Regions from separate parts of the Homo sapiens genome. Here regions 1, 2, 4, 5, 6 and 7 are each linked to region 3. The links are chromatin loops, found by intact Hi-C in ENCODE. Cell type or tissue: B cell. All regions are shown on one strand.

Region 1 (4,000 bases), 200 kb before region 3:
GCTGAGGCAGGAGAATGGCGTGAACCCAGGAGGCGGAGCTTGCAATGAGCCGAGATCGCGCCACTGGACTCCAGCCTGGGCGACAGAGCGAGACTCCCGTCTCAAAAAGAAAAAAAAAAAAAAAAAAGAAAGAAACTCAAGCCTCAAGCTGTCTGGGGGCATCCAAGTCCAACCATCCCAGTCACACACACACAACCGACCTTACTCATCCCAGGGGTGTGCAGAGGCCCACTGCAAGAACTGGTGAACTTTCAAGGCGTCTTTGCATATATGATGATTTTTTATTCTATTATTCAAGTTTTGCTTGGACAAGATTGTGCTGCTAAAAAGTGGCCTACACCACTTTTTTTGTTTTTGTTTTTGAGACAGGGTTTCACTCCCGTCGCCCAGGCTAGAGTGCAGTGGCGCGATCTCAGCTCACTACAACCTCCGCGTCCTGGGCTCAAGCAATCCTCCTGCCACAACCTCCCGAGTAGCTGGGACTACAAGCGCCCGCCACCATACCCGGCTAATTTTTGTATTTTTAGTAGAGACGGGGTTTCACCATGTTGGCCAGGCTGGTCTTGAACTCCTGGCCTCAAGTGATCCACCTGCCTCGGCCTCCCTAAGTGCTGGGATTACAGGCGTGAGCCACCGCGCCCGGCCCTACACCACTTTTTAAAAGTCGTGTTTCTTCTCTTTTTTATAATGTTGTACTTCTGATTTCTAGGGAATGATTAGCAAACTCACCCCTGACGCTATGTCCCTTGGACATTATCCTTGTATACACAAAAAGTGCAATTAACGAGTGGGTAGAAGTCAAGGGGTGGAGCCTCCGTCCTTGGGCTTGAAGCCAATGTCCCTCAATGCGCCTGCGAGACTCCCACGCCCTGGGAAGGATGCCTATCGATTCGCTCTGGGCTCGGCAGTTCTTTCTGATAGCAGGCAGCCATCTTGCCTGGAGCCTGAGAAAGGGAGGAGAGACAGAAGGAACCGGCGACAGTGGTCTCAGGGCCGCTCCGGGGGGCCTCAAGAACCGGAGGCAGCCCCGGAGGTGGTCCCCGATCCCGGGCTATGCTCTTGGATCTGAGAAGGGAAGGCGGAGGGCGGCGGGGACAAGATGGGTGGAGAATGTCAAGCAAGGAATGCTAGGCGGGGGAGGGGCGTTGCTATGGCGACTGGGGAGGGGCGGTGTCTGTTCTGAATCGCTGTGTGTCACCCGGGCGCTGCCCAGGAAGGGCAGGGCTGGGGTGATGACCATGGTAACACCCGGGGGGGAGTTCGTGACATCTCCGGCGCGGAGGGACTCGATGTCTATGGCAATGGTCGCCTGGTGGAAGGGACGGAACTAGATCCCTTCGCTCGGGACGCTCACATTCCAGGCCCTTGTCCTGCAGGCTGCCGCGGGCGGACACGCCAGAGGAGGAGGCCGGGGAATGGCCGCGGTGTGGCAGCAAGTCTTAGCAGTGGACGCGAGGTGAGGCGTGGGGTCAAAGCCCATGGGAGCAGAACTTACTGTGGTGCATGCGCAATGGCGATAAGTGAGGCTGGGCGGAGAACTTGCCTTATGCGGCTGCGTGGGCATGCCGGAGGTGAGCATGCGCAGTAGCGGGGGCGGGCACGCCCGCGGTGAGTTGGCTGCGCCGGAGAGGATTCTAAACAGCAAGCTGGGAAAATGTGGTCAGATGTGGGCATGCGCAAAGCGGCTACCTGTGAGAGGGAGGTGGGGCTCAGGCAGGTGACATCCTATCCCCTATGGGTGTCCCCTAGACTTTTTTTTTTTTACATCATCACTTCCCCATTCTGACCCCATCACCTCCCAACGCTGACCCCCATAATGTCAGTCTGATTTCTGTCGCCCTGGTATACTGACCCTAATTATTGTCTGCGCTGACCCAGTCACCCCGTAGGGACCCCAGCACGGCAGCAGACTGACTCTGTTGTCTGCAAACTGACCTCATGACCATGCTCATTATTACTGCAGACTCACTCCCACCACAGGACCAAGAGGTCCCTCATCACCACTGCTAGTCATTCTTACCACCTAGGCCCCAGTCACTGCCACACACCTCACTCTCCTGCCGTACCCCCCCCCCCGAGCTGATTGATTCCCTCTGTCCTGTGCCTGCTGCCTGCCCTGCATCCTGACCCTGCAGGTACAACGCGTACCGCACACCAACGTTTCCACAGTTTCGGACGCAGTATATCCGCCGGCGCAGCCAGCTGCTGCGGGAGAATGCCAAGGCTGGGCACCCCCCAGCGCTGCGTCGGCAGTACCTGAGGCTTCGGGGGCAGCTGCTGGGCCAGCGCTACGGGCCCCTCTCCGAGCCAGGCAGTGCTCGTGCCTATAGCAACAGCATCGTCCGCAGTAGCCGCACTACTCTTGACCGCATGGAGGTGAGCTTCTGGCCACATTCACCCCCGGGCATACCCTGCCTGCACACATTCACTCCACTGACTTTCATCAAGCACCTGCTCTTTGCTGGGCACTGTTCTGCATCAGCAGAGGACAAAAAGATAATATGCCAAGTAAACCAGTAAACACACAAACTTTGTAAACAGGTCAGTAAACATATAGCAAGCCCTGTCTTTAGTATCTGCTGAGCAGGGGGAGGGCAGGAACAGCAGAACTCGTGAGGAAGCCACTGCAGTAGTACAAGTGGGCAGCGGTGGTGGTGGCAGGGGACACAGTGAGAAGTGATCTGACTCTAGGTAGATTTTCAGGGCTCCACACCTCAAAGGTTCTCGGGCTTTTTGCAAGATGCACCCACCCTGACCCTCTCCATTTGCAGGACTTTGAGGATGATCCTCGGGCCCTGGGGGCCCGTGGGCACCGTCGTTCTGTCAGCAGAGGCTCCTACCAGCTGCAGGCGCAGATGAACCGTGCCGTCTATGAGGACAGGTATGCACCAGAGGCAGCCAAGGCGGGGGGCGGGTTGCGAGGAGGAGAGGGGCCCTGGGGCAATGGCAGACTGAACACTCTCGCATCTACCTCCTGTCACCCCTCACTTCCTATTGGGGCCCAGGCCCCCTGGCAGCGTGGTGCCCACGTCAGCAGCAGAGGCAAGTCGGGCCATGGCCGGGGACACGTCACTGAGCGAGAACTATGCCTTTGCGGGCATGTATCATGTTTTTGACCAGCACGTGGATGAGGCAGGTGAGCCAGTGGGTAGCGGGTTCCATCACCAAGCGTTTGCCCAAACTGTGACAACCAACCAAGGCATCCTTTTCTGAATCCAAGGCCCCTGGCACACTCCAAAGGAGGAATGACCATCCATAAAGCCTTTTGTAGACTGAAAATCCCTCTGCAAAGTGGTCAGTGCTTCGTCTACTGGAAAGGGCCTCAGAAGCCTAAGAGAGAGCCCTTTGCAGCAGGCTGCCTGGGTTCCTGAGTCACTTGGAAGAGTTCAAAGCCTTTGCTGATGATAAATCCCCTTGCAGAGGGCAGAGTGGGCTACAGTGTCAAGGGTTTTGCAAATTGCCAAGACCTTGATTATAAAGTGTTCGCTAAGACAGGAACTTTTTCATGTTGCAGAAGACTTTTGCAATCTGCAAAGGAGCTGCTAAGACTTAGGGAGCTTTGGCAGAGGGTCTTCAGGGGTTACAGTTCCCTTTGTCAGCCAAGGAAAGCCCTTTGCTGAGGCCACTGTTCCTCATGCAGTGGGGCCCCAGCCCCAGGCACACACGTCAGAGCCTTTTAGAGAGAAAAGTGCCCAGTGAGTGTGCAGATTCCCACTAATGGCTTCTTGGCATTGCAGTCCCAAGGGTGCGCTTCGCCAATGATGACCGACACCGCCTGGCCTGCTGCTCACTCGACGGCAGCATCTCCCTGTGCCAGCTGGTGCCTGCCCCACCCACAGTGCTTCGCGTGCTACGGGGCCACACCCGTGGTGTCTCCGACTTCGCCTGGTCCCTCTCCAATGACATCCTCGTGTCCACCTCACTGGATGCCACCATGCGCATCTGGGCCTCTGAGGATGGTCGCTGCATCCGAGAGATCCCTGACCCCGATAGCGCTGAA
Region 2 (4,000 bases), 330 kb before region 3:
AAGCTGGAGTGCAGTAGCACGATGTCGGCTCACTGCAACCTCCACCTCCCAGGTTCAAGTGATCCTCCCACCTTGGCCTCCTGAGTAGCTGGGACTAGAGGTGCGCATCACCACGCCCAGCTAATTTTTGTATTTTTAGTAGAGACGGGGTTGCACTATGTTGGCCAGGCTGGTCTCCAACTCCTGACCTCAAGTGATCCCCCCGCCTCGCCCTCCCAAAGTTCTGGGATTATAGGCGTGAGCCACTGCATCCAGCCCTTTTATTTTTTAAAGAGACATGGGTTCTCGCTATGTTGCCCAGACTAGATTCAAACCCCTGGGCTCCAGGGATCCTCCCACCTCAGCCTCTGGAGTAGCTGGGACTAAAGGCACATGCCGCCGCCCCTGGCTAATACTCATATGCATGTTGCCAGGATTAAAATGAATGAACAAAGGGAAGGACATGCTGGAGCCAACTTATACAGGTTGGGAGGAGCTGTTCAATTTTCAGAAATTTTGCAAACTGGTTGTTAAACAGCTGGTTTAACAACTGGTTTTGTTTGTTTGTTGAGACAGGGTCTCACTCTGTCACCCACAGTGGAGTGCAGTGGCAAGATCAAGGCTCACTGCAGCCTTGACCTCCCAGGCTCATGCAATCCTCCCACCTCAGCCTCCCAAGTAGCTGGAACTACTCGCACACACCACCACGCCCGGCTATTTTTATTATTTGTAGAGACGGGGATCTCACCATATTGCCCAGGCTGGTCTTGAAGTCCTGGACTCAAGCGATCCTTCCACCTCAGCCCCCTAAAGTTAAACAGCTATGGTTAAAAATGAAATGATATAAACTTACTCAAAACTGGTAACTTCCTAATTTTACCACATTCCACTATTCTCTATGCTCTTGAGGTCATTTACCCCCATTTTATCTGTATGGTAAAAATAATACATGATAGTGCACTACTGCATCTCTTTTAAACTCCCTGTTCAGTGACCACAGGTCGGTACCTTGAAATCTAACAAGAAGATTGTACCTAAGCCATGGAAATTGGTAAATGCTAGAAACCAGCCTCCCTTCCCCCCACCCCTCCCCGCCACCACCCCCGCCCCAGCCAGTGGTTAACCATTTACCAGCACACCACTGAGGGCATTTAGAGCCTAGCACATGGTAAACACTATGATAAACGTTTTCATTATTTTTCCGTTTGTCCACTGGGTCAGGATGTATAGTCTTTTTTTGTGTCTGGGATGGAATTTAAAATATTTGAAGATCACAGAATTACAAAAGCCCAGAGAGTGGCTAAGCTACACCTATTTAACCCTCCCAATAATGCTGTTAAGTCTATACTATTGATTATCCCCACTTTCCAGACAGGGAAACTGAAGTTCTGAGGCAGTAAAACTCAGGCAGCGCCATGCATTAGCTGTAGTGCGATCTGAAATTGCAGCCGAGCAGCCTCCGCGCGCTCGCGCACTTCAAGAACGCATTTTCCTTACTGTCACGTTTATGCCCCGAGTGGTAATTTCGCTTCCCGGCACGCGAAAAATGAATGGGCGCCATCTTGCGCGTGGCATCTTGGGAAATGTAGTTTACAGGCTCAATAACAAGCACGGTCCAAGAAGGGAGGGGCGGGGGAGCAAATCGATCTTGGCCTCGGAAGAAAAAGAACAAAGAATCGCTGGCAACTTGCGCGTCGCGTCGCTGCAGCCACGCAGTGCGTGGATTCAGCCGCTTTGGCCGTGCCCGTTGCATGCCGGGAAACGCAGTTCGCGAGCCCCGGATACGTCGACAATAGATGACGGGGCTCACGTTGTACGTTCACATCAGGTCCCGGCCCGCCGGAACCTGGGCGATCCACGATGCCGAGTTTGCCACGCTGCGACAGCCCATAGGCTTGCCCCCCCGGGCATTCGGGTGGACTACGAACACAAACTGAAGCCCTAGGACTTGTCGCCCGTTTGCGCTCTCGCCGAGGCACAGGCTGCTCGCGGACCACCCTGCTCCGAAAACTAAGGTGGGCCCTGGGGCGCGGAGGACAGGAATGCGGGCGGAGGCTATTGAGGCACGCCTGCACTGTCCCGCCTGCGGGGAAAGGAGGGAGGTCCGCCCTGGGCGCCGTAGCTGTGTATGGTTCGGGCGGCTGGCACCGGGTGGGTTCTAGACCCAAGGTTTGTCTGCAGAAGGGGACCAGTAGACGGGGTGGATTCGAGGTGGGGACATGGGACGCAGCGGTCGGAGCCGCCTGGAGGGGTACCCGGTGGTCCCGATGGAGCTATCATCTTTGAGGTATTGATGAGGAGGGACGGGGAGTGTGGTCAGAAGGCTGTTTTGGGAGGTTGGGTGGAGCGTGAGGGTGGGGTGTTACTGGGGAATCAATGGGGGCTAATAAGAATATTTTAGTCGAACTGTTGTTCATTGATTGATTAATGAGGGGATGGCAGAGTAAGCAACTAGAATATAACGAGTGATGGATGGGAAAATGATCCCCCAGGTATTGATGGAGGTATGATATTCAACGGGTTAATGGAAAGTGATGGGGCATCGTAATGGCAAGGATGATGGTGAGGTTGTGGGGGGAATAATAGATGGATGGAGGTCATGATCAAGGGGCCTTGGTGAAAGAAAAGATAATGAGAGGCTGATGGTGTTGTAGTCAGAGTCAGTAGTTGGGCTATGGTGGCATGACCGTCGAGGAATTAGGGGACAGAGTGAGTAAAGAGAGGGCAATAGTAAACTAGGGTTGGGGGGGTTAACTTCTGTTGATACATAGTAGGTGAATAGTAAACTGTTGGAGTGTGATCATCCAGTGATGGATCCATGGAGAGCAGGGTGGACAGTGAGGGGAGAATGGGGAACTGATGTGTGATCAGTTAACGTGTTTGTTAATGAAAGAGTTACAGGGCAGGAGGCTAGTGCTGTGATCTATGAAGGGTCTATTGGAGAAAACTGAGTTAATGGGGGCTGATAAATCAGTAATTGAATGCTTAATGGGGAGCTAATAGACCATGATTCTCCAGGCATTGTTAGAGGTTCATAAGGATGTAGTAATAAAGGGGCCTAATCATCTAAGGGATTAATGGCGAATGGGGTGAAACGAGAGAGATATAGGGAGTGGGAGGTACAATGAAGTAGTATTAGGATAAAGGTGGAAAACAAGGGATTAATGGGGGCTAATAGGACTATATGAATCTAGGGGCAATGGGGACAACTGGGGATACAGTCAGTGAGATTTTAATGGGCATGACATGAGCAGAGAAGGGTTGATAGTGGCAGTTGCAGGGTTTAATGTGTGGAGTGTGGGTGACAGTGATGGGAGGTGGACAGGTTCACAAGTGGGCCATCTATGGGATGAATGTTGGGTTTATGGGGTCTTTTGTGGGAACTGTGGGGTAAGTGATGGGGGCGAGGAGGGTCTGTGTGATAAGCAGTGGAGCCTGAGAGTTCAGTGATTGGGTCCTTCAGGCCCTATAAGGTCAGTGGGGTCAGTGCCAGGGCTTCAGTCAGCCCATCTTCTGTGTGAGCTGTCATGTGGGTCAGATGAGCCCAGTTTAGTTTGTGTGGTTCTCTCCGCCCTACAGAGGTAGGTGGTAGCCCATTCATCTGGTTACTGATACTGGCCGGCATCAGTGGACTGTCGGCAGGTCCTTGAGCAACTGGTGTGTGAAATGGGACGGACGTCAAAGGACAAGCGGGATGTCTACTACCGCCTGGCCAAGGAGAATGGCTGGCGTGCTCGCAGCGCCTTCAAACTGCTACAACTGGATAAGGAATTCCAACTCTTCCAAGGTCCCTGACTGGTGGGCAGGTCACTGGGCGGTGAGGTGGGCACAGGAGGTAAACAAGTAGGCTGGGTCTGCAGAGCTCCCTGTGGTAGGTGGGCTGACTCAGAGGGTCTCTGGGGCAGGGAGACAGGCAGGAAGATAGGCAGAATACCGGAGAGGAGTTGGGCACCTGGGCAATGGAGATATGTGGGTGCTCCCCAGGGGAGAGGGGTGAATTTTGCAAGGGTCTCCAGGTTGG
Region 3 (4,000 bases):
TTCTGTCCAGGAACATTTGGAATGACCCACCAGAGGTACACTAGAAGTGACCTGACCCTGCCCATGAATCCCTGTCCTCACACACCTCACACAAAAGGAATACCTCTCCTTAGGAAAAAAGGCCCCTACCCTCAATCCTGCAAAAGAATACCAGCCAGATAGAGACCAAGGCCTGACACTACAGCACAGATCGGCAAACTATGGCATTCAAGCCAAAGCCAGACTGTGGGCTGTTTTACATTTTTAAAGGGTTGTTTTTTAAAAAGAGAAAAAAAGAAAAATGCCACTGAGACCGTATGTGGCCTGCAAAGCCTAAGATGTTTACTCTCTGTCCCTTTATAAAGTTTGCTGACCCCTGCTCTTCAGAAACCTCTCTTCTGATCCAACAGAAAAATGGGCCTTGACCCTTTGCAAGACTCCCTACTCTATCAGGCTGCAGGTATCAGAACTCTAGAATTTTTTTGTAGTGTGTTATCATTGTATGTGTTTTCTTTGGTGAGTGTAGGGGTTTAAAGGTCTTAGGTCTGCAACTCTTTTGCGCTGAGACAAAAGATAGGTTCACGTAGGAGGGGTGAGAGGGAAGAGGCGGCAGGACATCTTCAAGAGGATCAGAGGGCAAAGCTACTGGGCGGTGAGACCGTCAATCTGTCAGTCTGATGCAGAACCCCCGGACTGCTTATCTCTCCGGTCCCAGCTTATAGCCCGGTAGGAAATGGTGGAGAATGAGACAGGGAGATTAGGAGGACAAACCGGCCTCCTGCAGAGCTGACATTTAGACATGGAGTGGGAGTTGCGGGGGAGAGGGGGTGCCTAGGGACAGCTCCCCAGACGCACACACACTTTCTATTACTGCTTGGGAGCAGTGGTTACCCGTTGGAGGGGGCAGATAGGGAGAGCTGCTGCCCATGAGAACTCCCATCCTCAAGGCCATTCTGGCCCTGGGCACTATTATTATCACAACTTTCCAGATGAGGAAACGGAGCACAGAACTGTTCAGCAACTTGCCCAAAGTCACATGGTTAAGTCCCGTAACCTCAGTTTCCTTATCTGCAAAGCAGCCTTAATAATGGGAACTACCTCATAGAATTGTGGTTTACAACGATGCCTGTCACATAATACTTGCTATCATTACCATTCCCTGCCCCCACTAAGACTCCTTCCACTCAGAATATTGCGGCAGAATATTAATAGCTAATATTCGGCCAGTGTTTCCTGTGTACCACCATAGTGAATATTAACTCGGAAAATCCTCACATTTAGCATCGTCACCACGCCTATTTTGGCCGCCACCACCAACGTCCAGTGGCAACCTCGCTCTCGGCCCAGCCACAACCAGCCCGCCCGCGCTACGTCATCACGGCGCGTCGCGCGGGAAGTCGCGGGGAAAAGGTAAGATGCCCCTTCCTAATTCCCTCGCTTCCTTGCTTGCTCTCCAGACACCGCCGACCCGAAGGGCTCCTAAGTGACTGGACAGGGACGGAGGGGCGGCGGCTATGGCATCCGGGACGACAGCGACGATAGCCGAGGCAAGAAAAAGCTTGCACCGCAGCCCTGTCGGGAACCGCCGGCGCCTGCCTTTTACGTAGGCGCAGCACAGCTGGCGTAGCACGCCGACGCACCGCCCCGTCGCCTGTGAGCTCGCGGTGTGGCTCAGCCCAGCTGGCGTAGCACGCCGACGCACCGCCCCGCCGCTTGTGAGCTCGCGAGAGGTGTGGCTCGCGCGAGGGGCGCGGCCTTGAGGCACGGTCCCCTCTGGAGGCGGGATCTGGGCGGGCAGTCGAGAGACGAGGCCCAATGGAAAAGAAAAGCCTGAGCGCTCGCGTCCCCACAGGTCGCCAGAAACTTGGTGGAGCGAGCCAAGGGCGGAGTTTGAGAAAGGGGCTGCGTCCAATGAGTGGAGCGGTGAGTACAGCGCGTCGACGGCGGAGGCGGGAAGGGGGCGGAGGCCGACCGAAGGCGGCTAGGGACTGGCTGAAGAGGGTTAGCGAAACGTTAGCGGTCGGGTCTGGGCAGGGGGTGGAGCTGGTTGAAGGAACGGGGCAGTCCCCTGAGGAGCGGGGCTGGTTGAAACGCTAGGGGCGGGATCTGGCGGAGTGGAAGGTACCGGTCCGGCCCGATAAGGGGTGGAGTTAAGTGAATCGTTAAGGGTGGAGTCGAAACCGGGGTCGGGGCCGGGGCCGGCTGAGTGAAAGGGTGGGTGATTATCCCGGGAGATAGGCCGAAAGGGCAGGTTCGTGAAGGAATGGGGTCTGGGCTGGGCTTAGAGGGTCTGGGAATGGGGCTTAGGAGAGTAGAAGGGGCGGTGATTGGTTGGAAAGGGCAGGCCCTAAGACGGACTGTGTGAGCCCGGGGGCTCATTGCTCCGTGAAAGGGCAAGACCAGGGAAAGAGAATCGTGTAAAAGGGGTGGAGTCTAGCGGGCCGGGCGGGGCCGGGTAGAATGGCCACCTGAGTGGAGGGAGAAGGCCTGAGAGAGGCGGAGTTTGGAAGGCTGTGGAGAATCAGATCGCGTAAGGAATGGAATCTAATAGAGGGGGCGGAGCCTGGAAAAGGGCAGAGAGGTGGGGTCCTCAGGGCACACTAGCCCCCTCACATACCCACGCTCCTCCCCCCACCCCCAGAACCGCGGCAGGGGCCAAGCCTCCTCAACTATGACCTCAACCGGCCAGGATTCCACCACAACCAGGCAGCGAAGAAGTAGGCAGAACCCCCAGTCGCCCCCTCAGGACTCCAGTGTCACTTCGGTGAGGCCCTAGACCCGCCCTGATGAGGGGGAGAGGGAGCAAGTTGGTCATGCCCTGGACTCTGACCCTTCTCTCTGATTCACAGAAGCGAAATATTAAAAAGGGAGCCGTTCCCCGCTCTATCCCCAATCTAGCGGAGGTAAAGAAGAAAGGCAAAATGAAGAAGCTCGGCCAAGCAATGGAAGAAGACCTAATCGTGGGACTGCAAGGGATGGTGAGCAGGGCCTGGCTGCAGTTTAGCCTCGTATGACAATCAAAACCCAAAGGTTCCCCACCCTGGACAGTTCCCTCTGACTCAGGGCCTAAAATGGATCTGTGTCTCCTTTTTTTTTTCCTCTGCAGGATCTGAACCTTGAGGCTGAAGCACTGGCTGGCACTGGCTTGGTGTTGGATGAGCAGTTAAATGAATTCCATTGCCTCTGGGATGACAGGTGAGGCTGGGTCCTCCAGGCTGTCTCCAAACCACAAAAATACACACACTTAGAGCCCATTAGCAAGAATAAATCTTTTCTTACCCCAGCCTGGATACTGGAAGCAGATGATTTGGGGAGGTAGGGCTCACACTTGAAAGGGTTCTTTTATGTAGCTAACAAACATTTATTGAGTGCCTATTGTGTGCCAAGAGTTGGTGATACAAATGTACCAAACAACAGACAGGGGTCCTTCTCTAGGAGCGGATTGATGAGTAGGAGGGCAGATCATTAAACAGCCAACAGCAGTATGAGGTGTTTAATGAAGACAGACTTAAGACCAGGGGATTCAAGGGTGTATAATAGAGGATCCTAAACTAGTATCCGGGCTTCCCAGAAGCCTTTATAGAGGAAGAGACGTTTGTACTGAAACAGAAGGATGAAACCTCCCGTTTGCTTTACTTTTCAAAAAGAATCAGCAAATCCTTTTGGCTATATGTTCAAAATATATTCACCATCTGACCTCTCCTCACCACCTCCACTGCCACCATCATCATCACTCACCTAGACTTGCAGAGGCCTCCTCCCTGGTCCCCTACTTCCAACCTCACCTCTATTATCTGTTCATGCAGCAACCTAAAAAAATATGTATGAGTTGATGTCTTTGTTAAAATACTTTAAGGAGGCCAGGCATGGTGGCTCACGCCTATAATCCCAGCACTTTGGGGGGGCCAAGGCAGGTGGATCACTTGAGGTCAGGAGTTCGAGACCGGTCTGACCAACGCGATGAAACACTGTCTCTACTAAAAATACAAAAATTAGTTGGGCGTGGTGGCACACACCTGTA
Region 4 (4,000 bases), 140 kb after region 3:
GAACCCAGGAGGCAGAGGTTGCAGTGAGCCGAGATCATGCCACTGCACTCCAGCCTGGGCGACAGAGTAAGACTCTGTCTCAAAAAAAAAAAAAAAAAAAAAAAGGGATAACCAAATGGCAGGCCTTTTGTGGGGATTAAATGAGATAACGGGTATAAAATAACTACCACTGGGCTTGGGACAGAGTAGCCACAGAGTAAATCAGAATTCCTTCCTCCGTAGGGAGGCCTGAATGTGGGGTACTGTGAAGGTGACAGAGGTGAGTAAAATCCTGCCCCTACCTTCGGGGAGCACACAGTCTAGTAAAAGAGATAAGACACACATGCAACTAACTTTAGCTTAACTCAGGATGGGCAGCCTGTGGCCCGAATAGTCCAGGCGTCGTGAGATTTGGTCAAACTAAGGCGAGAAGGAAACACACTCCCTCTGCTTCGCTTGAGGATCTTCACACATGCCGTTCCTTCTCTTCAGGACGCTCCTTCCATCCTCGTCAGCTGCCTACTTCTCAAACACCAATGTGTTCTTTATTTATTTATTTATTTGAGACAAGGTCTCGCTCTGTCGCCCAGGCTGGAGTGCAGTGGCGCGATCATAGTTCACTGCAGCCTTGACCTCCTGGGCTCAAGCGATCCTCTCGCCTCAGACTCCCAAAGTGCCTGGATTACAGGTGTGAGCCACCGCGCCTGGCCCAACATGTTCTTTAATACAGTTCCCCACTACCCAGGACACCTCTATCACCAGATTTATCAAAGGTGTGCATAGACTTCTGCCCGACCACACTGGGCTCCCACAGAAGGCAAAGGGCAGTTCACACCAAAGTCCACCCCCAGCTCAGGGCCCGATACAGTAAAGGAAATCAGGAAAAGTTTACTGAGCAAATGGATAGGCTGGGTAAGCCAGGGAGCTCTTCTCCCTGTGAAATTAAAGTGGGCCTGAAGATCATGCAAGTCTGATTTCCACTGGTTTTGGGAATTTCCCTTTGTTTCCCCAGAGGACCACTGCTCTGATGGGATCTCCCTGGGGCATGGGGCTAGGGTCAGGTCACACAGGAACACTCCTGAGTTCTTCCCTGTCAGTCTACCTCTCTGAAGAACTGTCAGAAGAACACCTTCCCTGCCTTCCCCTTCCTACCCTGGAGTGTTCTGTGAGAAAGGCTACTCTGAGATAGAAAATAGGGCCCATGTTTGTCTCCAGTCCTCTTGGAGGTGAAGAGACCTGAAGGGTAAGGGGGTGTGGAGGTTGTGAAGGCGGGAAGGGGGGTAGCCCCTTCACCAATGTAAACAAGGATGTGGGTTCTGCGGCCACACTCTCCCCCGCCCTCCCCAGCGGCATTTCCAGCAAGTCACATGTCCTGCGCACAGGCTGGGGGCCCCCTGCTGCTGCCTTTCTTAGAAGCCAGGACCACAGAGCCCGCACAGTGAGCTACTTGGGGAGCTATTTCTGTAGACTGAGCTTGGGGTACTGGGAGGCAGTGCTGTTGGCAGCTGCAGTAAACAGGAACAAAGATGAGAATGAAGGGGTTAAATAGGGGTTGGCTGGCCAGGCTCAGAGAGATAGGCTGAGGTGCTGGAGAAAGCCCATCTCCTATGGAAAGGTCAACGGTCATTTCCAGGCCTGGGAGTTCTATCTTCAAGAGCTAGATGCCAGATGCAGGAAAATGGGGAAAGAGAGGAGACTGTGGAACAGGGAAGGGATCTGGGGGAAAACCCCCTGAGGGTCCCATTTCTCTGCCACTGACCCCTTTGCCTGGCAGAAAGGCTCTGCTGCCTCCTAGCTGTGTAGCAATGGATAAGGCCTTTAACCTCTCTAAGCTGAAATGTCCTCATGCATAAGGTGGAGACAGTAACTCCTCTTCCATCTGCTGGGTGTTGTCAAAACTACACAGGAGGTTTGCCAAGCACCTAAGGCACAGTAGGTGGTCAAGAAACAGGAACACAATTTGTCATGACGACAATGATTCCTTCATATGCTAGTTACCCACGAGTCAGCCAGAATGTTGCCATAACCACTTATGAAGCCCTTCCTCATTTCTGTTGCAATTCCTCAGCCAGAGGAAAGCCCCAAATGCAGACCTAGGATGCATGTCCTCTCCTGGCTCTCTACCTTTAGCGAAACCAAAGGTCCACAAGTCTACCTCTAGGCCGTTAGTTCTAACAAAACTTCAGCAGTTAAATTAATATCGAATTAACAATACAGGCTTCATAAAACAGGGTCCTAAAGTATGGACGAGTTATGACACTTCTTTACTTATCTGTAAAATGTAAAATACCACCTTCTCTCCTCAATCCTATGATGGCACTGATAGGTGATATGGTATAACATGTACCTAATCACAGCTTTTGAGGGGGGAAACACACCACACTGATTATAAGGTATACCCTAAGTTTGGAATCATTAACGTGGAAGAAAATATACATCTCCAAACCAAGGAAAACAGCAATAGTACTACCCCAACAAGGGAGAATAGAAGGATTTCTCCAATAATATAAGGCAGGAAAAGCATCTAAGCACAGAGCTAAACACATAGGAAGTACTCAACAAGAATTCATTTTTGGCCAGGTGTGGTGGCTCACGCCTGTAATCCCAGCAATTTGGGAGGCCGACGCAGGTGGATCACCTGAGGTCAGGAGTTCAAGACCAGCCGAGCCAACATGGTGAAACCCTATCTCTACTAAAAATACAAAAAATTAGCCAGGCAGGGTGGTGGATGCCTGTAATCCCAGCTATTTGGGAGGCTGAGGCAGAAAAATCGCTTGAACCCGGGAGGTGGAGGTTGCAATGAGCCAAGATCACACCACTGCACTACAGCCTAGGCAACAAGAGCGAAACTCTGTCTCAAAAAAAAAAAAAAGAATTCGTTTTTCTGACTTTCCTAGCTCCACCTCTGTCCTCCAGAAAGCCCTCCTCTTCCCAGAAGGCTGGCACACAGGGCTGGGGGCCAGGCTTGACTTCCCTGTGGAGGGGTCTGAGGTTGGGGGGATGACCTGCAGAGGTAGGGGAATTCAGAGAACTTGTTTTGATAGAAACTGAAACTCCTCCTCTTGCTGACGCTGCACTTGTGGGCAATCTGCACCTGTTCTCCCCTCCCAGAGGCCAGCTGGAAGGGGGTCCCCCACCATTCTACCTCTGTTCCCATCTCAAACAGGGCTCAGAAATCCTCAGTACAATACTACAATTGGTCCCACACCAAAGACTTTTCACACTCCAACTCATTCTATCCTTACCAAAACACTCTTACTTTACCCAGGAGACACAGAAATGTGGCAAAGCTTGCCTGGGATCACAGATTTAGGGGGAGTGAAGGGGAGGCCAGGCTCTCAAAGGGTAACTGCTGGCCCCAGCTGATATTACCACCTTCACCCCAATCCAGCCACCATCTTAGTCACCTTACTCCCTGGGGCAGGACCTGATCTTGTGTGCCTCAGTTTCCACACCAGCACAAGCAGGAATCAGCTAGAACCCAGGAAAGGCATGGGAGAGGGCAGAGATTATAGATATCAGGGGCTGCATCTCTCCCTAGGGCCACAGAGGCCAATATGAACCTTACCCTCCCCATACACACCCCACTTCTTTCCTTTTTCTGGACACACAGAGACACCAGTATAGAAATGCACATGTGTATACACATACAGCAGAGACTGCCAAAGATGCTCCCTGAGGCCAAATGCTCACCCAACAAATCCCACAACAGAGAACTATCACATTCAATGAGTAGATGCCCTTGCCACTTCAGGAAAGACTGAAGATGTGAGGCTCTATAAACTGAGGGACCCCCTACCCCACCAACCTCCTTCCTGGCCTCTGGCAGGGTAGGTGGAGGGCAGGGGAAATAACCAAGAGCTCTAACAGACTAGCCTCAACCTCTCTCCTCTGTTGCCCGGGGGAAGTCCTTATGTAACTAATGTAATGTAACCAATAATGTACCCAGATTTATGTTAAGAAGCAAGACATGAGAGCCTGGATTATCTTCCTATAGGGTCCTACCATTTGCTTTAGAGAC
Region 5 (4,000 bases), 64 kb before region 3:
AGTTCACTGCAGCCTTGACCTCCTGAGTAGCTGGGGACAACAGACACGTGTCACCATACCCGGCTAATTTTTTTTTTTTTGTAGAGATAGGGTTTCACCATGTTGGCCAGGCTGGTCTCGAACTCCTGGGCTCAAGGGATCCACCCACTTTGGCCTCCCAAAGTGCTGGGATTACAGGTGTGAGCCACCGTGCCCAGCCTACAAGAAAAAAAAAAAATAGCCGGGCCAAGTGTGGTGGTACGCACCTGTGGTCCCAGCTACTCAGGAGGCTAAGGTGGGAGGATTGTTTGAGCCAGAGGTCGAGGCTGAAGTGAGCCATGATTGCACCACTGCACTCCAGCCTGGGCAACAGAGAGAGACCCTGCCCCTAAAAACATACAAAAAGGCCTGGGCAACATAGTAAAATCCCACCTCCACAAAAAATAAAGAAAGTTAGCCGGGTGTGGTGGCACGTGTCTGTAGTCCCAGCTACTCAGGAGGCTGAGGTGAGAGAATCACCTGAGATTGGCAAGTTGAGGCTGCAGTGAGCCGAGATCACACCACTGCACTCCAGCCTGGGTGACAGAGCAAGATCCTGTCTCAAAAATAAATAAATAAAAGTAAAGACACACAAAAAAAGAAAAGAAAAAAAAACTCTGCACATCCGGGGACAAAGATCCATAAACAGCTTAGAAACCTTGGGACATTCTGGACCAACGTAAACAGAAAAACAGAAAAGAAAAACAAAAAAAAACAAAAAAAAAAGAAAGAAAAAAGAAACCAACCCTGGGACAGAGACCCACAAAGATCTCAAACACCTAAACCTCTGAGACACAGATTTTCAAACAGCAAAGAGACTTCACAGTCTTTTTATAAGTCATACCCTGAACTGAGATTCCAAAACAAATCAGACTTCACATCCTGCACACAGTCCTCCAAACTGCAGAGTGTAATAACTACCCTATGATGAGCTGACTTGACTTGAGAATCACTTTCTTCCTACTACCTACCTACCTCACCAGCCAAACACCTCCCCTGTCTGATGTTTAAAATCCCATCATTTAAAAGCGTACTCTTTTAAGTCTTGCCCCCACCTTCCAAAATTCTCCTTGTAGTTGCCACAAGCTCTTCAGCATCCCAGAGCGTGAAACCATGCATCTCTCTTTTAATCACTTATAGCCCACCCCATCACACTCCTAGTCAGGCCTGGTCCTGAGGGAAGCCTCCAAATCACCCTCTTCTGGGAGATGGGGGCTGGCCTGGAGGAGGATCATGAGATCACCTTGAATCTTATCTGCTGGACTCAGACCTACAGGTAGCCTGAAAGACAAATGCCAGGGACCCTGAAGAATTTTTCTTAGTGCTGTTGTGAACGGTGAGTGGGTCCTGAAATCAATATAATGGGATGCAATAGGCATTGCTTAAAAAAAGAAAGAATAGGTAAAAGAAAATGGAAAAGATTACCCGACACACTCTGTGCCAGCCCTTGAGTACAAGCCAATAATGCCAGCTTCTTTTACAGGTGCACAAGTTGAACTTCCCAGACGGGATTCGAACCTACGATCTCCAGTAGCCAAAGCCCTGCCTCGGCAACCCTGAACGCCAACCCAGGAGCCAAAGCGCTTGCGCCGAAACAGCAGCCAATAGGAACGCGGAGCCGAAGGACCCGGCCTGTAGCCTCTTAGTGATTCCGGAAAACCTCGGTACCCTGGAAGAGCTTAGGTAGGCAGTCTCGCGGTGACCAATCAGAGCTCAGGGCAAGACTTTGTCCCGCCCTACGCAACTCGTCCAGGAAGCAATCGCCGCTCCGCGGCCTTCCTCCTCACCCCACCCCCGGAGTTGATTCGCATCTGTATAGCCAACCCGGCGGGAACGGATATATTAATAAAAGCTTGGTGGCGGCGGCTTCCAGACAGGTGGACGCTTTAGGCCGAAGATCGGGTCCGCCCGGCGCGGGGGTCGGTCCAGGCAGAGCCATTCTCTCCTCGGTCTAGGGTGGAGGCCGATCCACTCGCGGGATGAGGAGACCTTTCGTGTCTCCACTAGTACAATGGTATCTTCCGAAATACACGACCCCTCCCCTGTGGTACCTCCCATGACCGTAGTGGTATGGTCCTGGAGCTGCACAGTCTAGTCGTTAACCCTTCATTCCCACCGCTCACGCTCCCCTTGTGTGTGCGACAAGGACTCTTTCATGTCAGTGTCAAGTGAATCAATCTTCAGTTCACCGCAAAAGAACTAAATGGACTCTTTCATGCCTTCCTCCTGCCCACGTTCCAGCCCTGTCTCCCCCAACCGACGTCCCCCAGAGCACTGTCCCTGCCCCATACCCTGATGATTCGTTTGAGAGCAAAGGCCCAAGCGTCCAAACCCTTGCTGCAGAGCCACCGCCCATTAATGGGCATTCATTCCCGAGGCCACTGATGGAAGTCTGCCTTTGTGTGGCAGCATTTATCAAAATAAAAAGCAGACACCCCTCCTTACTGGAATGTCACCACCACGAAGGTAGGGAGGGATATGTGTATTTCTAGACCCCCCAAAGTCTCTGCCTGAAACTGCCCTGCACACAGTAGGTGCTCAAAAGGGGATTTGTTGAATAAATGACTCCTTTGGCGTGGCAGTTTCACTTTTAAGTATGTGTTCTAAGGAAATAATCATACATACGTGCACAGTCCTGTGTGCACAAGAATGGAAGGAGCAAACAACTAAGGGAGAAAACGGCAAATGCTTAAAGGCGATTATACCATAGAGTACCAGCTGGCTGTGAAACAGAATGAGACCTCATTACTGGAAACACCCAGATAGCTCAGGGAGTTCACATCATTGCACACAGAGCACAAAAGAGCTCAGAGATCTCACACCGTGGGATACAGAGTCCAAAACAGTTCAGGGAACTCACACTGAACACAGACCACAAAACAAAATTAGAGAACTCAATAATGGAACATATCTTAATAGATTCCCAGTCATTTCATAGGTCTCATCCTCGTCACAAAATCCTACAAACATTTCAGAGACCTCACCCTGGGACACAAAGGCCGAAACACCTCAGGGACGTTGCACGCTGGGAAAACAAATCCCAAACACCTTACATACCTCATATCCTGGACGCAGACTCCAAAACAGCTCGGAGACCTCACCACCTGGGATATAGATTAAATCTGGACAGAGACCACATACTCTTTTTGCAGGGTCTCACTCTGTCACCCAGGCTGGGGTGCAGTGGCGTGATCACAGCTCACCGCAACCTCCGCCTCCCCAGCTCAAGCAATCCTCCCACCTCAACCTCCCCAGTAGCTGGGACTACTGAAGCAGGCCACCACACCCGACTAATTTTTGTATTTTTTTCTAGAGACGGGGTTTCACCATGTTGCCCAGGCTGGTCTCGAATCCTAGGCTCAAGCAATCCACTGGCCTGGGCCTTCCAATGTACTGGGATTACAGGCGTGAGCCACCATGCCCACCATGAGACCACATAACTCCACGTAGACCACAAAACAATTCAGAGGCCTGGACACAAACAAAATGAAGGTGACCCACCTGTACTGCCTGGAGAGACCACCTAAAGGACATGCTGTTAATGGAGGCAAAGCAAGTGGGAAAAAATGCTCAAAGAATGGCCTCATAACCTGAGAACCAGCCCTGAAAAGTGTTCTGAGATCTTATACACAAACAGCTCAGAAATCACAGAAAATATATTCTTTTACCATAGTGGAATTAAACTAGAAATCAATAACAGAAATGTATCTGAAAAATCCAAAAATACTTGTAAATTAAACAAAACACTTTTTTTTCTGTTTTTGAGACAGAGTTTTTGCTCTGTTGCCCAGGCTGGAGTGCAGTGGCATGATCTCGGCTCACTGCAACCTCCGCCTCCTGGGTTCAAGCAATTCTCCTGCCTCAGCGTCCCCAGTAGCTGGGATTACAGGCGCCTGCCACCACGTCTGCCTAGTTTTTGTATTTTTAGTAGAGGCAAGGTTTCACCATGTTGGCCAGGCTGGTCTCAAACTCTTGACCTCAG
Region 6 (4,000 bases), 110 kb before region 3:
TTGGGGGCACTACTGGCGACAGACCCTTTTGTCTCCCTCTCAGATCCAGACAGGCAGAGGTCCTGTCTTAAATCACTCTTGTGGGTTGGACAGGTCTCCTGGACACCCGGGAGTGGGAGAGCCCTGCTGCCCGAGGAGACTGGGGGTACATGAGGATGAGCACCTGACTCTGCTCGAGAAGGAGTAAGGGAGGGAAGGGGATGCATGGTGGGACCTTCGCTCCTGTCTGTCCCCTCAGGGCAAGCTGGGGCTGACGGAACCTCAGACCAGCCAGTCACTTCTTAATGAGCTCACAGCTGGACTGGCAGGCAGACAGAATATCCGTTTGGTTAACTGTATAACTGTTTGGTTGACTACAGAACTCATGGAGTGACAGGGAGAAGGCGCAACTTGAGGACGTGACAGCGCAGTTTCCTGAACATCTAACTGAATGACAGCCTGCCTAGGACTGGCTGGGGCTGGTAGCCTGACAGTGGAAAAGACAGGCAGCCTCCTGAGGACCTTGCAGGCTGGCTGACTGATGGCCCGTGGTGCTACTGCCTGCCTGGGTGGCCGGATGTTGTGAATGACTATTGTCAGGAATCACAGCTGGCGGGGGAATGTCTAGATGTTATACTGTCTGGCACCGTGTAAAGGAGGGCCACCTGGGGAAACTTCAGGCTAACTGATCAACAGACCCGTGGCTGCTTGCTAGGCAGCTGTATCTGGTGATCAACTATCCACGCTGCTCGAATCACAGCATGCTGGAGGGCCTGGCTGGGTGCTCTGACTGACTGATCACCTGACAGACGGTGCGGTCAGTCGGATGCTGAGAATGACTGACGATGTGATGAGGGGCGGATTGAACGAGTCACAGGCCAGCTGGCCAGGAGCAAAATCGGCATAGCTGTCTGACTCGATGGCTGTACGTGGTTACGGACTGTCTGCCCTGATAGAATCTCAGCTTCAACGCATCAGAGGAGACTGACTTGACCAATGGTGGGGATGAGTCGCCTGAGAAATGACAGACTGGCTGACCCACTGACAGGTGGTGTGGAGGCTTAATCCTACCTCTAGTTGCTGTGACTATTTGCTTTGAGGGCCTAGCTGGATGTTGTGACTGATCGTGGTGTGAATGAGAAGTAATCTGAGGGAAAGACAGTGACCAACTGATAGTGCCCGACAGGGCTGTATTAGATGCTGACAGTGACAGCTTGTCCCGACCTAATCACAGCCCGCCTGGGGGCATGGCTGGATGCTGCAGTCTATGAGAGGATTTAGCCAGGGAGAATCGCAGCTGGTCCCAGGGCTATGGTGGGTGGAGAGGAGGACTGATTGATCTGCTGACAACGTGAGGACAGGATGGTCTTAGGGAATGATAAGGCAGGCTGGCTAACAGTGCTGTCTGCCTGCCTCCAGGGAGTCGCCGCTGGCCAGGGCACAAATGGAAGCCAGTATTGACTGCCCAGCAGTGTGGATGGGGGCCGGGAGTCTGACTAGGCACCTGTCTGGGGCGACCGCCTGAGCAGTTGGATACGGCACTAGTCCACCTGGGAGCCCCGGCCTGCTTGGGGTTAAAATGAGATGACGGGCTGACTGACGGTGATAACAGGGAGTATGACAGGACTGAGGAACCACTGCGACTGGCTGATAACGTGATTGGCTAGCAGTGTGACAGACAGACCAGCGCACGGGCAGGGCCTCTGGCAACTTTAGCTACCGCCGCTGTCGCTCCCGCTGCCGCCGCCGCCCAGACGCACTCTGGGAAAGCGCGGCGAGCACCCGCCTCCGGGACCGAGCCGGGCGGCAGGGAGGGGTTCGGTCACGGCTCTCCGGTTGGTCCGCGCGGGTGCTGCGAGTCGGGAGCCGCGGCCAATAGGCTGCGCGTTCCCGGCCACGCCCGCGCGAGCGCTCTTCTCGCGAGGCCGGCTAGGCCCGAATGTCGTTAGCCGTGGGGAAAGATGGCGGAAAATTTAAAAGGTGAAGCAGTGGAGGCAGAGGCGCGGGCCCGCTGGCCGGGCCGGGTGGGCTGGAGGGGTGGCGTTGCCGGCTCGGGGCCCCGGCGTCCGAGGCCCCGGCGCCGGGAGCCGGAAGCTCGGCGCGGAAAGGATGAGGCTCGGGGAGCGCGGGCCTGGTGCGCGGGGCTGGGCGGGGCTCAGGGGAGGGGGCGCGCGCCTCGGAACGCAGCGGGCCTGGGGCTAAGTGGGGACGCAGGAGGGGGGCGCGCGCTGCAGATCGCGGCCGGACCGGCGCGCGCACGCGCGGGGGCTTGTCGAGGAGGCCGCGCCCGCGCGCGGGAAAATCGGCCCCTGGTGACCGTTACCCATTCGGTGTCCACGCGAGACGCCGGAAGGGGAGGGAAGATAAGGGGGACAGACCCCCCCTTCAGAGTGCGGGGACTGAGAACTCTTCTGGGGGAAAGTATCGCCTCTCGGCGTGATGGGGGAAGGGTTTGGAATAGAGGATCTCCCAGAAGAGAGAAATGGGGCCTTCCTAATAGGACAGCTGGACTCCCCCATGTGCAGGGAAAGAGGGGTGACTCAGTTATGTTGGGGGGCCCCTCTATGTGACGAAAGCCGCAGGGAGGATGGGTTCCACAAGTGGGAGGACCTCTGAGGGGTTCAGGAGAGTCCACCTGTGGCCAGTTCCGGAGCCAGCAGCTGGAGGGTGTTAATTGGGACCACTTAAGTGGGGTTTCAAATGCAAGTGAAGGAAGGGGTTTGCGAGGACAGGCTGTAGGGAGAGGAAAGCGTGGGCACAGGCGGGCTCAGTCTCCACTTGGTCTTGCCTAAGTAGGGGGGGTAGGGCTTGCACACGAAATAATTTTGAAAAGCTCTTGTACGTTTTTAGGTTGACATCTAAAGTTTAGGTGTGATTTTTGCAATGGGAGGCAGAAAATATTAAACATTTTAAAAAGATGATATAGGATGAGGACTGACTGCCCTTGGAATGTTTTGAGACATGATTTGATAAAATGGCTTCTAAAGTACTTTGATTAAGAATGTGCCTTGAATCAGAAAGAAATCTGTTTTTTAAAATCCGTGTGTCTTACAAAATTTTGGCAGTCCCAGAAATATACCAGGTATATTTAAAAGAATCAGTGTCACTAATCTGTACCGCTTTGCGTATAAATTCAGAGCATAACCCTTTGGATGAGCTTTACTCTTCACAGAAAGATGGATGAGACAGAAAGTCAAAATGCAGTGTGAAAAAATATACCTTGTGGATTTAAGGCACCCAGATTGATCATTTAAGGAGCCTTCCTGTAATGTAGTATCATTCCACAATCTCTTGCTCATAATTCCGAAATCTAAAAAGCCCTGAAAACTGAAATCCTTTTCTTAAATTTGGCACCATTTATGGCAAAAGTAGATTATAAAGTGGAACTCTTCTGTGAGGCTATTTTATATCTCTATTTCTCCTATTTAATGTGGGAAATTCATACTTTTGCTGCAGGACGGTTAATGCATTTGATTATAGCTTGATGTCCCCTGGCCACGCTGGGGGTGTTAGGTGATGTATGGGATATCCTAGAACTAGTCTTGTAAAATCCAAAAAATTTTGAATTCCAAAACACATCTGGCCCAGGAGTTTGAGATAAGGGATTAAAGACCAGTCTTTCCAGTTACGCCTTTGTTTGGTGCCCTGGAGGTTTTAATCTTGTCCTCCCATCCGCCCCACCTCGGGGCACTGCATCCTACTGAGATGGGGGGTTGTTCTCTTTCTTTTGCAAAGTGGAGAGAGGGGTGATCAGGTCCTGAACCCAAAGCAGGTTTGCAGGCAGTTTTAGGAATGACATGGAGTTTGAAGCTCTGGAAATAGATTCCTTTAGGACAATTCATGTTGCAAACCCCGCTTAGAGGTCTGCTGCTCCAGGGGCAGCTTTGGGCAGTGAGTATTGGGGTTCAAAGCACATTTCTGTTGTAGAACAGTCTCAGCACTGGGGAAGGCCTGTGGATTAAATTTCCCTGACTCTTAGTCAGTCTTTGGGATGTCCCAGGGAGGATTTGGGGTCCCCTTT
Region 7 (4,000 bases), 120 kb after region 3:
AGGCTGCTGACTTGCACGGCAGCAGACGTTTTCTCACCGAGATGCAAAAATACCGATATTGCGCAGGCGCACCCTCTCCCTTTGGGTCCCATGGACTGCGCAGGCGCAGTTTCCCCTAGAGCCCGCCAGGGGGCGCTCCCAACTCTACAACTTGCCCAGACCCGCCCTGATGTCCGTTAGCGTTATAACGGCAAGAGAGAAGCAGCCACCATCACCATGGCAACCAGTGACCTCTGCCCCTTGTTCCCCACCAGCACGCCCTGCGGGCAGTCCCCCAGCAGTGTTTGGAGGAAGGATGGTAAAGGTTTGTTGGAGGGGAGAATCCAGGGCTCTAGGGGAATTGGGGTGAATCAGAACTGTATGTCACCCCAAGGGAGTATAAATGGGCTGGCAGTATTCTCACTGTTACAGGGCCCAGGGAGTCATACATCCCCTGGAAAAGCAAGGAGGTGAATACATCAGTGATGGAGTAGGTAGGTTAGGAAGGGCTCCGAAGGTACTCACCAAGGGGGACCAGCCCAGCACACGATTCCGGGGAATCACTTTGATGGCCACCTGGAGAAGAAGGCCGTGATAAGGAGGCCAGCAGGTGATCCCCAGACCCCTCCCAGTCTAGACCTTCTGCCTACCTCCAGTATTCCTCCATCTACCAGCACTCTAGTCTTTCTGGTCCCCAACCACAGCACCCCACAGAACGCGTACCAGGGCGTCTCCCCTGCCCTCCAGGTCCTCGGAACCAAGTTTATCTCTCCCACCTTCCTTAGCCCTGGGCTCTCCGTTCTCAGGCATCAGGACTCATCACTCCAAGTCCTGAGTTCTAGATTTCCTGATACCCCAGGCCCACAATCTTCCTATTTAGCTCTACGACACCCCAACTCTGTACCAGGGTCCTGGTCCGCATGACTCCACACTGGACACCTACCTCCAAAAGTCCCACAAATCTCACATCTAGGTCCCTGCTTTCCCACACATACACAGCCTGGACCCCGGGGTCAAGGAACTCCGGAATCTGAAGCCCCCTGCCCCCCCCCCCCGCCCATAACCTCCTAGACCGACACACACACGCGCACGCACACACACCTGGCCCTCTACACACACTGCAGGCTCACTCCTCGGACACGGACACGGACACACACACACACACACCTGGTCCTCTACACACTCTGCAGGCTCACTCCTCGGTCAACCAGCATTCCAGGGCCAGGACCCCCGCCCCCGCCACACGCACCTGACCCTCCCAAGACCCTCATGACGGATACCTGGAGTCGATCTGTGAGGCGGTGTCCTGCGAAGACGGTGCCAAAGCCCCCCTTACCCAGGAGGGGGCCGAGTCGATACTCGGCCTCGAACGCTTCCCGATCCTTGCCTCCTACGCAGGCGGAGGCGAGGAAGTCAGGGTGGCGGCGTGCTGAGCCCAGCCACGACTCCCTCCCCCCGCGCTGCAACCCATCATTCCAGCCCACCCCGTCTGGTTGCAGTAGGGGAGGATGTACTCACCTGGCGGCGGCGTGGGGGTCCCGGGGGGCGCGGGAGGCCCCTGTAGAGGCTTGGTCAACATGGAGGTGGCGCTGCGCAGATTGAGCCCACTGAACCCGCTAAGCCCGCAGGGCGTGGACGCCCGGGGCAGCGCAGCTGGGGAGCCAGGGCTGGGGGGCGCCAGGGTGGAAAGCAGAGAAACTGGTGGCCCGGAAGCGCCCGCAGACGGCGCAGCGTTGAGATTCGCCGCGCGCGCCAGCCCCAATGCTACTGAGCCTGGGCACGCGCCTCCCGGGAGAGTCACCCTGGGCGACAGCCCCGCCCACCTGGCTTTGATCAATCCGGACGCGGCACCTGCTGTACCACAGCCAATCGGAGCCAGTTCTTATTTGCATACCACCCTCATCGTTTCAAGGGCCCCCTTATGCAAATACACGCTCGGTTCTTCCGAGGAGGCGGGGCCTGCATGTAAATGAGGGGGCTTGAGGTGGGGCTCACACCAAGAGGAAACCGGTTCTGGGAATCCCTTTGCAGCACCGCGCTTGTTTTGGTTGTTGCGCGGGGTTGTTGTTGGTAGTGGTGGCGGTGTGTGTGTGTATTTACACTTAAAAAATAACTGCGCAGTATCCTTTCCTGGGAAGTTGGTTTGCCGCCGCTGCCTGGATATTAGCACAGAGATAGCGCCAGGCCGGGCTTCTAAGAATTCGCGCTTGTGGCTATCCAAGACTCCGTCTCGAAAGGTGCTTGTCGGACTCCTTCACCGGAGTCCTCCAGGCGACTGGCGGCCTTCACTGGAAAGCTGAGGCCAGGGCCCTGGAAATATCTGGTAGCCAGGGAGGGGGAACCCCTACCATCAACGCCACGGGTGTGCATTGGTCAAAGGCAGCATTGCCTGGTGAGTGTTTATTGGAGCTTTTAACCCTGAGCCCTGGGCCCAGTCAGCAAGTCTAGAATCTAGAACAGCAGGGGGTGGTTCTTGGGGGATGGGGGTGAGCCCAGAGTGGTGGTGGCATGGGGCTGCTCTTGGAGTTGAGAGAGGCAAGGACTGAGAGACATGATAGAGGCTGCTAGAGAAGTGGCAACTCTCAGACACAAATTTGTGAAAAACAGCCAGAAAAGGCGCCACACCCCAGGAAGAAAAATGCACTCCAAAGACACATGAATGCCAAGATATACACAAACACATACTGTCAGACACATTCACAGAAACGACCTAGATACACATGCAGCCAGAGACTGACATACACTTTCAGGCAAGCACACTGTCAGAAAAATAGTTATGTCCTAGAATGACACCCAGAGATACACTGTTACAGAAAGGCACTCACGCAGACCTACATTTGCCATGTGATGACACAGAAATGTCCCGTCACACTGGCAGAACTTGTCACAAACACACTGTCACCATCAGATATGCACTGTCACAGCAAGACTTGTACTGTCCCAGAAATGAGAGACGCAGAGTCTGTCACAGGAAGATGCACAGATGCTCCAGGGACACACATGCACTGCTCTGAAGGCAGACATGTACTGATGTGATAGAATCACATTTTGTGGCAGTGTCACAAAAACAGACATGGATAGACCTGTTCAGACACAGACATACATACACCATGACACATGCAGTTTATCAATGGAACAAACTGTCCAGAAATAGCTACCCAGAATCTGTTGCAGGAACACAAACGGACATCCACCCCATCAGACAGAAACCACAGATGCACTGTCACAGACAGACCCACGCAGGCATGCACGCATCTTGGATTTAGACACAAACTGTCAGAGATAAGAGTCCCACACTCAGTCACCATCTGACACACCTGGAAACAAGCCCTTCATCACACACACAACTGGGGACACTCTGTGAGCTGCACATGAAGACTTGGACTCACCACAGTCACACACACACAGACAACACCAAAAAAGCACACATGTACTCTCCTTTGTTCACCCAACGTTATTGGGGGTGGTTTGCTATAAGCCTGCCAGGCCTTGATGGGGATGTTGGTATCAGAGATGTACAGATAAGTCAGGCATCAAACCCGTGCCATGAAGTTTATCTGTAGTACAGCTACTGGGGAGATTTTTAGATAGAAGTGAGAATGTGAATGGGCTTCTCAGCAGGTGACCCTCTGTCTTGAAAGACAAAGAAGGTTGGTGGCTCAGGACAGGGGAGGGCAAATTGCAGGCAAAGGCCAAGAACACTGGACAGAGCGGCGAGAGATTGGCAGGGGCCAAATGGTGCAGAAACTTCTACAAAAAGAATACTACTAACATTTGTGCTCTCTCAATGTGCCAAGCACTGTGCCCAGGTAGTACGTTACTTTGATCATACATATTCCCTCTAGATGATCACAGCAGAAGCATGAGGGAGTAGATATCACTTTTTTTTTTTTTTTTTAAGACTGAGTCTCGCTCTGTCACCCAGGCTGGAGTGTGGTGGCGCAATCTCGGCTCACTGCAACCTCCACCTCCTGGGTTCAAGCGATTCTCATGCCTCAGCCACCCAAGTAGCTGGGATTAC

What was found. Hi-C counts contacts between places; a loop is a spot of excess contacts. Peaks named below come from ENCODE experiments on the same cell type or tissue, not always from the same donor. Only the 100,000 strongest peaks of a DNase experiment are listed, where the experiment ranks them.
Region 1: it touches region 3 in a loop (22-fold over the local background); 5 of 110 quality-filtered maps call a loop at or near these places.
Region 2: it touches region 3 in a loop (16-fold over the local background); 3 of 110 quality-filtered maps call a loop at or near these places.
Region 4: it touches region 3 in a loop (6-fold over the local background); 8 of 110 quality-filtered maps call a loop at or near these places.
Region 5: a loop joins it to region 3, with 18 times the contacts of the local background. A loop is called at or near these places in 41 of 110 quality-filtered maps.
Region 6: a loop joins it to region 3, with 12 times the contacts of the local background. A loop is called at or near these places in 34 of 110 quality-filtered maps.
Region 7: it touches region 3 in a loop (20-fold over the local background); 12 of 110 quality-filtered maps call a loop at or near these places.

What each region holds. Positions count from the first base shown.
Region 1 is chrX:48,596,582-48,600,581 of GRCh38, forward strand. WDR13 (WD repeat domain 13) reads left to right here and starts at 911. Exons shown (of 10, transcript NM_001347217.2): 1 at 911-1,033; 2 at 1,377-1,456; 3 at 2,136-2,376; 4 at 2,772-2,881; 5 at 3,006-3,136; 6 at 3,738-4,000. The coding sequence starts at 1,416. RefSeq lists enhancers at 1,217-1,536, 1,557-1,626, 1,647-1,706. In B cell, no CTCF peak of the experiment used is centred here; DNase peaks (open chromatin) are centred at 1,090 and 1,560; H3K4me3 peaks cover 1,367 bases; H3K27ac peaks cover 1,160 bases.
Region 2 is chrX:48,474,403-48,478,402 of GRCh38, forward strand. It overlaps FTSJ1 (FtsJ RNA 2'-O-methyltransferase 1), which reads left to right and starts at 1,797. Exons shown (of 13, transcript NM_012280.4): 1 at 1,797-1,994; 2 at 3,559-3,766. The coding sequence starts at 3,646. It overlaps LOC124905185 (a long non-coding RNA gene), which reads right to left and starts at 1,941. Exons shown (of 2, transcript XR_007068226.1): 1 at 1,477-1,941; 2 at 1-786. In B cell, no CTCF peak of the experiment used is centred here; a DNase peak (open chromatin) is centred at 1,649; H3K4me3 peaks cover 1,818 bases; H3K27ac peaks cover 2,564 bases.
Region 3 is chrX:48,800,043-48,804,042 of GRCh38, forward strand. It overlaps HDAC6 (histone deacetylase 6), which reads left to right and starts at 2,025. Exons shown (of 29, transcript NM_006044.4): 1 at 2,025-2,100; 2 at 2,621-2,743; 3 at 2,829-2,957; 4 at 3,086-3,174. The coding sequence starts at 2,651. RefSeq lists cis regulatory regions at 376-876, 579-625 and enhancers at 384-1,215, 1,337-1,606, 1,453-1,966, 2,597-2,676. In B cell, no CTCF peak of the experiment used is centred here; a DNase peak (open chromatin) is centred at 1,819; H3K4me3 peaks cover 1,858 bases; H3K27ac peaks cover 2,123 bases.
Region 4 is chrX:48,935,858-48,939,857 of GRCh38, forward strand. All of the region lies in intron 2 of OTUD5 (OTU deubiquitinase 5), which reads right to left. Among named protein-coding and RNA genes, the nearest start is that of PIM2, 19 kb to the left of the region's middle. RefSeq lists enhancers at 1,103-1,876, 2,758-3,257, 3,268-3,317. In B cell, a CTCF peak has its summit at 1,766; DNase peaks (open chromatin) are centred at 1,334, 1,924 and 3,034; H3K4me3 peaks cover 3,120 bases; H3K27ac peaks cover 3,795 bases.
Region 5 is chrX:48,735,596-48,739,595 of GRCh38, forward strand. No RefSeq gene overlaps it. Among named protein-coding and RNA genes, the nearest start is that of GLOD5, 24 kb to the right of the region's middle. RefSeq lists enhancers at 1,507-1,636, 1,827-2,086, 2,137-2,186. In B cell, no CTCF peak of the experiment used is centred here; a DNase peak (open chromatin) is centred at 1,726; H3K4me3 peaks cover 1,523 bases; H3K27ac peaks cover 1,001 bases.
Region 6 is chrX:48,694,845-48,698,844 of GRCh38, forward strand. It overlaps SUV39H1 (SUV39H1 histone lysine methyltransferase), which reads left to right and starts at 1,890. Exons shown (of 6, transcript NM_003173.4): 1 at 1,890-1,959. The coding sequence starts at 1,941. RefSeq lists silencers at 1,504-1,583, 1,614-1,913, 2,204-2,303 and an enhancer at 2,444-2,723. In B cell, no CTCF peak of the experiment used is centred here; a DNase peak (open chromatin) is centred at 1,737; H3K4me3 peaks cover 1,682 bases; H3K27ac peaks cover 1,695 bases.
Region 7 is chrX:48,917,277-48,921,276 of GRCh38, forward strand. PIM2 (Pim-2 proto-oncogene, serine/threonine kinase) reads right to left here and starts at 1,748. Exons shown (of 6, transcript NM_006875.4): 1 at 1,498-1,748; 2 at 1,260-1,369; 3 at 505-555. The coding sequence starts at 1,558. RefSeq lists silencers at 1,525-1,664, 1,755-1,994 and enhancers at 3,045-3,104, 3,798-4,000. In B cell, a CTCF peak has its summit at 98 (motif pointing right); DNase peaks (open chromatin) are centred at 135, 1,885 and 2,869; H3K4me3 peaks cover 3,066 bases; H3K27ac peaks cover 3,242 bases.